Regions from separate parts of the Homo sapiens genome. Here region 1 is linked to region 2. Evidence: chromatin loops called from intact Hi-C (ENCODE). Cell type or tissue: heart left ventricle. All regions are shown on one strand. Links, peaks and the distances in the headings refer to the core of each region. The heading gives the core; the rest is flanking DNA. Region 1 overlaps ARHGAP10 (Rho GTPase activating protein 10). Region 2 overlaps ARHGAP10 (Rho GTPase activating protein 10).

Region 1 (5,388 bases), core at 167-5,166, 52 kb before region 2:
CAAATCTCAGTTCCTGTATCTTTGGAATGGCAAACAGTAACATCCTACCTAACTAAACATTTTGACGAATGAATGTTAGCCAGAAAATGGCTAAACTAAGGGCTAACAGTCTTAGCTCAGGCACACTGGGGCATGACAGTTCTAGTTCTGCTAGACTTCAATTAATCTTCCAATTTCCAAGATAACTAAAAGTCAGAGTGGGCAACGTGGCCACTTGATGAAGCGGGCCTCTACAGAGGGTCCTCCAAATAGGAGTCTTTCGATGGAATCAATCCAAATGCCCATGAGTGGTAGACCAGATAAAGAAAATGTGGCACATATACACCATGGAGTACTAAAAAGAACAAGATCATGTCCTTTGCAGCAACATGGATGGAGCTGGAGGTCTATTAAGTGAACTAACATAGGAACAGAAAATTATCACATGTTCTTACTTATGAACAGGAGCCAAACATTGAGTACATAGGGACACAAAAAGGGAACAACAGACGCCGAGGTCTACTTGAGGGACGAGGGAGGTCGGAGCACGAGGATCACAAAACTGCCTATTAGACCCTGGGCAACATGGTGAAACCCTGTCTCTACAAAAATACAGAAAAACGGGCCTGGTGTTGTGGTGCATACCTGTGGTCCCAGCTACTTGGGAGGCTGAGGTGGGAGGATTACTTGGGACCAGGAGGTCGAGGCTGCAGTGAGCCATGATCACACCATACACTGCAGCCTGAGTGACAGAGAGAGACCCTGTCTCAATAGAAAAACAAGAAAAACTACCTATTGTTTACTATGCTTTTCACCTTGGTGACAAAATAACCTTTACACCAAACCCCCGTGACACACAATTTGTCTATATAACAAACCTGCATGTGTACCCCTGAACCTAAAAAAAAAAAAAAATAAATAAAAGAAAACAAATAGAAGTCTTTCCATTAGGTCTAGGGCCCGCTTCTCTGGGTATGTTAGCGGTCCTTAGGGCCACGTCTTTGTCTGGAGATTTACTGGAAGGACCCGTGAGACTCTGCATTTAGTTGCACTCACAGTTAGATTGAAGGCAGCCCTGTAGTGAGAATATGCAGCCAGATCATAAGAGAAAAAGACACAGGTGGCATCTGCAGCAATCCAAATCCACATCCCGGCTTCCTCATGTTTTTTCCCAGGAGGGGCCTTACGGAGCTTACTCTTCCCCAGCAACAAAAATGTAGCCCCAAGTGGATGATGTTTCAGTCCAAGAAAGCCCAGGTATTAGAGACTAAGTGCCCAAGGTTTTTGTTGGGAGATAGTCACATGCGCATCCTTTACCTAGTGTGTACCAAAATTCCAGGCTCCCAGAAGGCGAGGAGGTATTCAGCATGACAACTGCACATGCACAGTTTTGTACAAACAGTTTGGGCACATGGGATACACCCTAACCATTTAGGGAATGTTTTATATCAGTTTATAGAACTGTGTACCAGCCAAGTTCCCAGATGCCAAAACAGGTCCAAGTTTGCAGGCAGGCCTTTCTAAGGATAGTAGGCTCAGGCCTGCTGTGTTTACTCTTTTTCTGCACGCTGAGTACCTTTTAACTGCCGTAGTGAGGAACTTAGGAGCAGGGAAGAGGATGACATTCTGGTTCTCCTGCAAGGATGCTGTCATAAAGATTCATAGCCTTTCCTCTTTTGCTTTGGCAGGGTCTCCCCGTTCTATAGGTGAAGTGCGAATTGTCAGCCACATTCAAAAAGTGCAGGATTAACTTCAGTGTGGAGCCTGGGAATCCAGAAGAATGTGGCCATTACGGGTTAAGGAAATTACAAGCCATGCAGTCTTATGTCACTGGATTAATTTGGCACAGGATGAAAAGTCCCTCAAAAGCGCTCCTTGTTTTAGCTTTCCAGTTGGTTGATTTCTCTTTGAGAGTGACCCTGGAGGGCAGAATCAGCTCTGTGAGCTTTCTTTCTCCTTCCACCCCTAAGCCTGATTGCATGCTGTCGTTCGGTCCCCACATTTTTTGGAGAAGCCAGGTGTTGCCACGTTTGTCCTGCTCTCTCGTCTACATCTGGTCAAACTTCCCCCTTCACACTGAGTCACACTGACCACCCCTCCCAGATCTGCTCCCTCTATTTGTCTTTTGGATTTTTCTCTAAAAAGCGTTTTATTTTGTATTTTTAAATTTAATTTTTTTTGTGGAGGAGTCTCGCTCTGTTGCCCAGCGTGGAGTGCAATGGCGCTATCTCCGCTTACTGCAACCTCCGCCTCCCGGGTTCAAGCCATTCTCTTGTAGCCCTCCTGAGAGGCTGGGATTACAGGCGCCCACCACCAACCCCAGCTAATTTTTGTATTTTTAATAGAGATGGGGTTTCACCATGTTGGCCAGGCTGGTCTTGAACTCCTGATCTCAGGTGATCCACCTGCCTCGGCCTCCCAGAGTGCTGGGATTACAGACGTGAGCCATTGCACCTGGCCGAAAAAGCCTTTTAATAAAAAGGTTTAAAACAATTTCTAGACTTCTGCCATCCAGTATTAGTGCCATTTTCCTCCTCCCATGAGCCATCTTCAATTCATTTAAGATGGCCATGGAAGGTATGAGCTTGTACCACGGGACTTTCTACTTAAATAATGAAAGACACCCATCATCTATTGTTTTGCGATGCTCTGGTATTCAGCCTTCTGCCTGAATGAAGAAGAAAGTAAGAAACTGATTGGAGGGTGTATTGAAGAAGGCACCTCTGTCTTTCAGGACATTATTAGTCATTAGTCATTACTACTTCTTATGCAGATATTTGTAGAATTACCTTCTTTCTAATATCTTACCTATGCATACCTAATTCATAATGATTTGGGAGCAGGGTTTGGCTTTTGCTTTTGTTTATATCTTGTTCTTTCTTGACCAGATAGTGATGAATTCTTTTGATTGTCATGCAGTATTCTGTAAGTTTTTCTTGATATGACAGAGATACATTTATCTAGAATTCTAGAGCAGAGTCAAACCTAATCATTGGAAGCTCTAAAGATCTGTACTCTGCCTGGAATTTGCTTCACAATAATTTTAAGGGTGGGAATATAGATGAACTAAGATTGGTCATGAGTTAGTAATTGATTCGGCTAGGTGATGATGTATGTAGGAGTTCATTATATTATTCTTTTTCCTTACATTTATGTCTGAAATTATTCATAACAATAGTTAAATGACCTGATACTTGTTGCTAGCATCCTTGTATACAATTATTAATTTATTCAGCAAACATTAAGCTGCTATGTGAACAGGTACAAAAGATTAAAAAAGCATGTCATGCTTTCTAGAAGTCCAATATTTAGTGAGAAAGTCAGCTGTGCAACTGTGACACAGTAGAAACCCAGTAGCATGGTCTGGAGATCGTCTGAGTTTGGACCTACAAGGAGCCTGTCGTTTGCTTTGTTCAAAGCCAGGTTAACACCATTTCTGCAATTTAAAGACTTCGTGTACTAAGCATTTATTTGTGAGTCAACATAGTTGTGTCTTCAGAAGATTTACCTATTCCATTCACAGTAGTAGGCCTGCAGAGGATATAATGGATATAATTATGAAATACAAAACTCTTTTTCCTAAGCATTCTAGTCTGCTTGGGGGAGAGGGTAGGCATTAAAGGCTCAGTGAGGAGCTGGTGTTTCAGACATGGGCAAGCTCTAGTTCATGCAAACCGTGAATCAACAGCCAACCCTGAAAGGGTAGATAGTATTGATGTATCTGCAGTTTACAGATCAATGCAAGAAAATGAAGCTTGGAGAGCTGAAATTAACTTGCCCAAGGTCACACAGCTTGCTTTATTCATTTATAGCCTGACTTCTTCCAAAAGGGATTTCGGGCAGCTAAGCCACACAGTTAGAAAGTTCCTTGTGGTCTTTCTACTGTCCCAAGAAAAACAAGGCTGTATTTTTTTCCTTTTGAGCTTAAATGATGCATAGTGTTTCAGTCAACATTACTACATGGATGGCTTCAAGTTTAAATTGCACAAAAGTGCTTATGTATGTCTCTGTTGGAATGTGTGGGAGTAAGAAAGGAAATCCCTGTATTTGATTTCATAAAGTCATGAGCTTTATATAGTTGCTTGAGCCACACATGCCGGTGCCTGGCTGTGTGCACAAGAAAGTTCTTGTTAATCCTTGCACAGCTGGTGTGGTGTTTGTCGTCATTATTACTTATTCTTAATTACCAGAAGTGCACATGGGCTACAGATTTTAGCCTGTGCCAAAGTAAATCTCTAAAGTAGTTGGATTAATAGGTTATGGGGAAGATTTATAATCCTTTGTGAATGATACTAATTCTGTATATGTTCATATAAAGAAACAGTTGACATCAGAAACTCAAAATGTAGATCGTAATCTCAATGTTATTCTCAATATCCATCTCCTGTACTCTTTAATTTGTTGCTGAATCAACATTGCTTTATTCGTAGATTGAAAATGGAATTTATTTCTAGGCTATCCCATTCTTAGGCAATTGTCTGTCTTTCTCTGCCCCAGCAATACGTAAAAGTTGAAACATTCTCCTAGGAAAGGCTTCAAATACTTGATTTCTCTGGAATGTCATTTATGTTTAGGTGGAAATGGGGGGAAATGACCGCTAAGAGGATTAGTCATTATTTTCATCATTTAATGAAGGAATTAGATTATTTGTGCTTAATGTGCTAATAAGCACAGAGTAAGCTGTACTTATTGATGGGTCGACGTGGAAAGGTCCTCTGAGTGAGAATTGTTTCTTGTGTGTAATCGTATTATTCTGTGGTTCCCGCAGAACTGTGTTTCTAGGGCCACAGACAGATCCACAGTGTAACTTTTTTGGAAGTCTATGTGTTTTTATCCACATTCTATGTAACTTAAAACCCTTTTACTTTATTTTATTATTGAGATAGATCCAAACTGTTATAAATTGTTTTTCATTCTCCATTGCTACCCATTCTTGGCAGCCTTCCCATTCATTCCTCTAGGTCAGTGATAACCAGTTTTTATGTTTCACATCCTTTTGAGGATTTGATGAAAAATAATCCACTTTCTGAAAACATACCAGTGCGTATACACCATTCATATACGATTTAAGGGCACACAGTACCTCCAAAGTCTATGAATAGACTTGGTTAGAAACCCTGGCTCTAGGTGAAAACAGCAAGGGTGATATTAAAATACTGTAATAAAAATATGTGATCTACTTACAGTGTGGAGTGTGGGAGGAGTAGGGAAGCTTATCAAGTTAGAGCTTGCCACATGTTACCGTATATTATGTTTTCCTTATGTATTTACCAGCATTATTTCTTGTCTACTTATTATTATCTAAAACAGATATCTCAAACATGTTTTAAGATGACAGAGTAAAGACAGATTTGTCAGCCTTACAATACAGACCACCAGTAGGTTAGAAGAAAAAATAATAACCTGGTA
Region 2 (5,388 bases), core at 179-5,178:
CAGTGTCTGCAGAGTAAATTCATATGCCTTTACATTAGATACAAAGTTCTTTACCCTACATCATGCACCTGCTTTCTGCATTTGACCCTGTTCTCCAACAAAATCCAACAACTACTGTGGCTCTGAAAATGGCCACATGCTCTCCTGTTTCTTTTCTTTCAGTTTTGATACTTTCTCGACCAGAGGCTTTTTCCTTGAAACTGGCAATAATTTCTTCCCTTTCCTGTTGCTGCACTCCCACCTGTCTTTCGCTCCTGACACTGGTAACTCTGAAAACTCCTTTTTCTGGGTCTGAAAGCTCCTTGACATAACCATATTACAGCAAACACCACCTTGTTTGTCTTTGCCTGTCTTCTGCATTATACTCTGGGCATCTTTGGGTTAGGGACTGCTTGTCTGCCTGTATAATTCAGCATCTGTGGTATGCCTTTGTACATAAGGAGAAGCTCAGTAAATGCTAGTTGGGTGAATAAAGTGGATTAGAGATGCTTGTGGCTCAAAACGGGAGAGGATGAGAATCCAAAACTGTGTGCAGGTTTTGTAAGAATATGTTGGGGTCTTCAGATTTTTTTTCCCTCCTCAATTTGTAGAGGCAGTGGCTCTCCATGCTGATGCTATTTCTTGTGGCAGTGGCAGTCCTGATGACTCCTGGATTGCCTGGCACTGCTTTGTGTTCTCTAAGGCTTCCCAAGACCAAGACGTGGTCTGCACCCTGACAAAATGTACAAGGGAAATGGGCACCTAAAACCAGGTTATAAAACCAGTATATGATGGCGAAATGCAAAATTGATGGCTGCAGACAGCTCTGAGAAAGGAGAAAAGAATCAGGAGAGGAGGGGTTTGGCAAGTACCTTGTGGGAGTTAAATCTGAGGATGCTGCAAGGAAGTCATTTTCTCTTCTAATCGGCGGTAGTTCATTTTCCAGAGTGTCTTAGAGTCTGTTCATAAATCCTTTGGTACCATTTTTGTTCACTCACTGGAACAACCTTTTTACCCAGAGGTGATTTGTCTGTTTGTAGATGCCTGTTAAAGGGTAACACCTAAGGGAAGAGATTGTGTGATCACTCAGAAGAAATGATAGGTGAAAAATAATGAGTGTATCTGACTTTAATTCTCAATTTTAAGTTAGCTTTGTGGGATTTAAAATCTTTATTCCCAGCCAGGGGTGGTGGCTCATACTTGTAATCCGAACACTTTGAGAAGTCAAGACAGGAGAATCACTTGAACCTAGAAGTCCGAGACCAAGCTGGACAACATAGGGAGACCCTCTCTCTAATATATATATATATATATATATATATATATATATATATTTTAGGTGTATAAATATAGATATGTAAGTATATAGGAAAAATGTATAAGGAAAAATGTATATGCATTTTTCATATATATATGTGTATATATATGTATATATGTATATATATGTGTATATATATGTATATATATATGTATATATATATGCATTCATTCCAGAAGTTGTTGAACATAGAATATTTTTTAAGTTTTATTATTTTCATAGTAGTTAAAAAATGCTAATTTGATTTTTGGTTAACTAAAGTTTCAGAAATGGTTGTGAGTATTTAATGTTTGTGTACCTGATGATTTATTCTCCCTCAAATTCAGTGATTCTCTCAAGTAGGTAAGCTCATTCCTGAACAGTGAAGGAGGAAGGAACTCTATACACTTGGAAAGTAGGGTGAAGTGTCTTCTCCTTTGATCAGGCTGTGTCAACATTCCCTTCTACCAATGTTATTTTCACTTGAGGGTTCAAATTGCCACTGTTTGGCAGGAAGGAAGAGAGAACTCTCTTAATAGAATGTGATTTAATATGTTGAATGACAATTTGTGCTGTGTCAGTCTGCTTGGGAAAAGGATTAGAGGCAGTGTAAATGATCTGCTCTATCTGGTTGTAAAAACATTTCAGGCATCTTTCAAAAGTAACATTAAACCCCTGGTCTCCAGTTCCCCAAAGTTGCTTCTCATTGACAGGTTTCTCTCGGTAGGAGTAAGTCAGGGAATAAACCGGTCCCAGACTCTCCTTTGCTGCTTCTGCCATGTCATGCCTTGCCCAACTGTCAGGGCACACAGCCCAGGGAGGACTGAGGGCCTGGGTCCAGCCTCCTGCAGCCAGGGAGCTGCTGGCATCTGACTTGCTGTGAAGGTGATCCTGTTCTGCTTCAGAACTGATGACAGTTTGCTATGTCTAGCTGAGCACTGAGGGCAGCCGTCATGCCAGGTCAATGTTCAGGTTTACTCTGGACTCCGTTCTGGGGTTCCATTTGAGATTCTCTTAATTTTGAGGGGAGTCATTGCTCATGATGAATGAAAGACACAGGGAGGGGCTGGGGAAAGCTGGAGGCCAGCCCCTCGCGTCACTTGGGCTCTTTCACAGAAAAGAACTGGACGGAGTTGAGCTCGCTGGGCACAGGGGATGATGTGGTCTTTGTTCCAAAGTGGATGGATCCCAGAAAGAAAATACATTAAAAGGAAATCATAGCAGTGGTCTACCAGTGGGTTTTGGTCCATTTGCCTGAAAATTGGCCCTTCTATTGGCGCTGAGTTTCTCCAATTAGCTAAACGTTTTTTGTGGTGAAGCGCTGTGGAAAAAGTGGCTTCACTGAAAGAGCAATCATAGTCTTCTAGACTTTATAAATAGACTCAGACAAGAAGAACTGCCCTGTGGAGATACGGTTCATCTCTTGCTCAGCCATCTCCCCCACCCTCCCCGGGAACACACTTATGAAATAAAGAGCTCAGAAAACTCTTCCTTGGAGTTTCAGTGGTACAGTTGGTTAGTGTGCAGCACTTAAACAGAAACCTCTTCTTAACAGAATGTTCTGCACAGTGTCCTCCAGGGGTCCCCCTCAATACTCACCATAAACAATTTCTTCTTCCAGCCATCACCACCATCTCTAACTCCTGCTTGTCTGGATTCAGTTGTTCTAGATCTCCATTTCTGAGATTTTCTCTCTTAACCCTTAGTTGTAAGCTGGGTCAGGAGTCAATAATAATTATTTTGTACAATCAGTTTTCAAGATTCCCCTGGAGTCTGGGGAGCTAGCTTAATCAGAGCCTGGAATTTCTCTTATGCTTCGTTTTTAGGAGAATTGAAATCCATCTGGCTGGGTGCAGTGGCTCACGCCTGTAATCCCAGCAATTTGGGAGGCTGAGGCAGGCGGATCACCTGAGGTCAGGAGTTCGAGACCAGCCTTAACATGAAGAAACCCTGTCGCTACTAAAAATACAAAATTAGCCGGGCGTGGTGGTGCATGCCTGTAATCCCAACTACTCGGGAGGCTGAGGCAGGAGAACTGCTTGAACCTGGGAGGCGGAGCTTGCGGTGAGCCGAGATCGCGCCATTGCACTCCAGCCTGGGCAGCAAGAACGAAACTCCATCTCAAAAAAAAAAAAAAAAAAAAAAAAAAAGAAATCCATCTAAGATGTTTTTTGAGAGCAAGGTCCTTGCTGTTGCTGGTGTTCTTGCTTGCTTTGTTTCTAGGACCTGGGAGTGAGGAAACGTGAAGCTTTAATCAGCTACAAGCTGTTGGGGGCTGGGGTTATGGACCTCTATGTGTGTCACATTTGCTTCCATAGCAGTTTAGGACCATCACCTATAAAATTAAGGCCAAGTCAGTGCCATCTTTGTAGAACATTGCTGCCTCTGCAGGGTTGCCTGGAGCAGTTAAAATTTAATGGGGACTGAGGATTAGGCCAAAGGGCCAAGCCTTGATGGGTGCAGATCAGGTGCATTTTATGGTAGCTGGGAGGACTGTGAAAGCAAGAAGACCAATAGAGGGAAATAACTGCTCTTGTGAGCTCTCTTGTCCGTCTTCTGCATTTTCTACCCAAGCCCACAATGTATACAAATATTATACTAAACATATTTAATAAAATGGTCCCCTGTGAATGGATACATTGTGCAACTCATTTAAAAAAAAATTTAGCTTTGGTTTAAATTCATCGTGTGGCATTACCACAAAAGCCTAACTCTCTTGTAGTACCCTCCCTGATATCCAAAGGGAAATGGAAGTTTGTCTATGTGTGGGATTTTAATGTTGGGGTATTAGAAATTATAATCCAAGATACCAGCTCAGTAAGACAAGTCCCTTTTAGAGTTGTCTAATTTATTATGCACTAAATGGCAACTGAGAATGACTTAAAGAACCAATAGGTGACCAGAAAGGAAGAGGTTGGACCCCACAGGGCTGGTGTGCTGCTTGGAGCTATTCTTGATTTCATTGGTTTATACCTGGACTCCGTATAGTGAGGAAGTCATTGTGGCTGCCATTATGCCTTTTATCTTCCATTATCTGATTTTGATCATTGTGTTTTCTTGTAAGGAAAACATTCCTCGCTGTGTATTATCTGTGGTTTATTTTAAGCATCTTTGATTAAAAAAAATGTAAAGACAGGACACCCAGATACTGTCAGGCTGAACTGTAAATGTAATTTTATCATTTGATTGACTAATCAAGTAACACCATATAATTATTAGTGGAGTTTTTTCTTCTCCAGGTATTTGTTTGATATTCAATGCTTTTTTTCCTCCTAGGTGACAATCCTTACCCTTCCAAGGAGGACACCCCTACCAGCAGTCTGGACTCACTTTCCTCCCCGTCTCCCGTGACTACAGCTGTCCCTGGGCCTCCTGGACCAGACAAAAACCACCTTCTGGCAGATGGAGGGAGCTTTGGAGACTGGGCATCCACTATGTAAGTAACCGTGCTTCTGTTGGGTGCTGAAGGGTGGAAGCCCTGACTTTGTTCATTTTAAAGTTTCCATGAGCAGTGACCTGTGGGTGCTGAAGCCATTAGATCTAGGAGCCCTTGTTTTCTTATCAGAAGGGCCACCAAAGGGAGAAGGGTCCTTAAAACAGAGCCTTCCTTGAATACTGTCTGTGTTTCTAGTATGGAAGGGGTAGCTGGATGCTATGTCAAATCTGATCGAAGTTCAATTCCTGGGCAGTTTTGGATTCTGCAACGGAAATTTGTTACTGTCCCACCCAAGATGTTTCCCCACTAGTTATGCAAACTTTAGAGATGTGAGAATGCATGCTGATGGACAGACTCTTGAAACTGTCTGTAGAATGATATTTTACTTACATGAATTTCTGAGAGCATTATGCTAGCATTCTGCTCTGTTTTGCTCCATAGCATCCTGCAGAGTTGAGACTTGATGGTTGACATTTGATTTTATCTTCTCAGTTTGGTTTAGTGCCAGGCATGTGCAGATCAGCTCAAGTATATTAGGACAAATAATATTAATACAAATAAAGTACCTTGAACCTGTGAGGGCTTGTCTGGCTGTGTTGACCAAGGCTGTGGAGTAAAGGCAGGATGGTGGTGATGTGGAACCCAAAAGGGCATCACGTTTCAAACAAGTGCTCAG

What was found. Hi-C counts contacts between places; a loop is a spot of excess contacts. Peaks named below come from ENCODE experiments on the same cell type or tissue, not always from the same donor. Only the 100,000 strongest peaks of a DNase experiment are listed, where the experiment ranks them.
Region 1: it touches region 2 in a loop (2.9-fold over the local background); 11 of 110 quality-filtered maps call a loop at or near these places.

The regions. Positions count from the first base shown.
Region 1 is chr4:147,990,267-147,995,654 of GRCh38, forward strand. All of the region lies in intron 18 of ARHGAP10 (Rho GTPase activating protein 10), which reads left to right. Among named protein-coding and RNA genes, the nearest start is that of MIR4799, 210 kb to the left of the region's middle. In heart left ventricle, for the core only: no CTCF peak of the experiment used is centred there; no DNase peak of the experiment used is centred there; H3K27ac peaks cover 1,007 bases.
Region 2 is chr4:148,042,340-148,047,727 of GRCh38, forward strand. It overlaps ARHGAP10 (Rho GTPase activating protein 10), which reads left to right. Exons shown (of 23, transcript NM_024605.4): 20 at 4,553-4,712. Among named protein-coding and RNA genes, the nearest start is that of MIR4799, 260 kb to the left of the region's middle. In heart left ventricle, for the core only: a CTCF peak has its summit at 2,851 (motif pointing right); a DNase peak (open chromatin) is centred at 2,112; H3K27ac peaks cover 2,610 bases.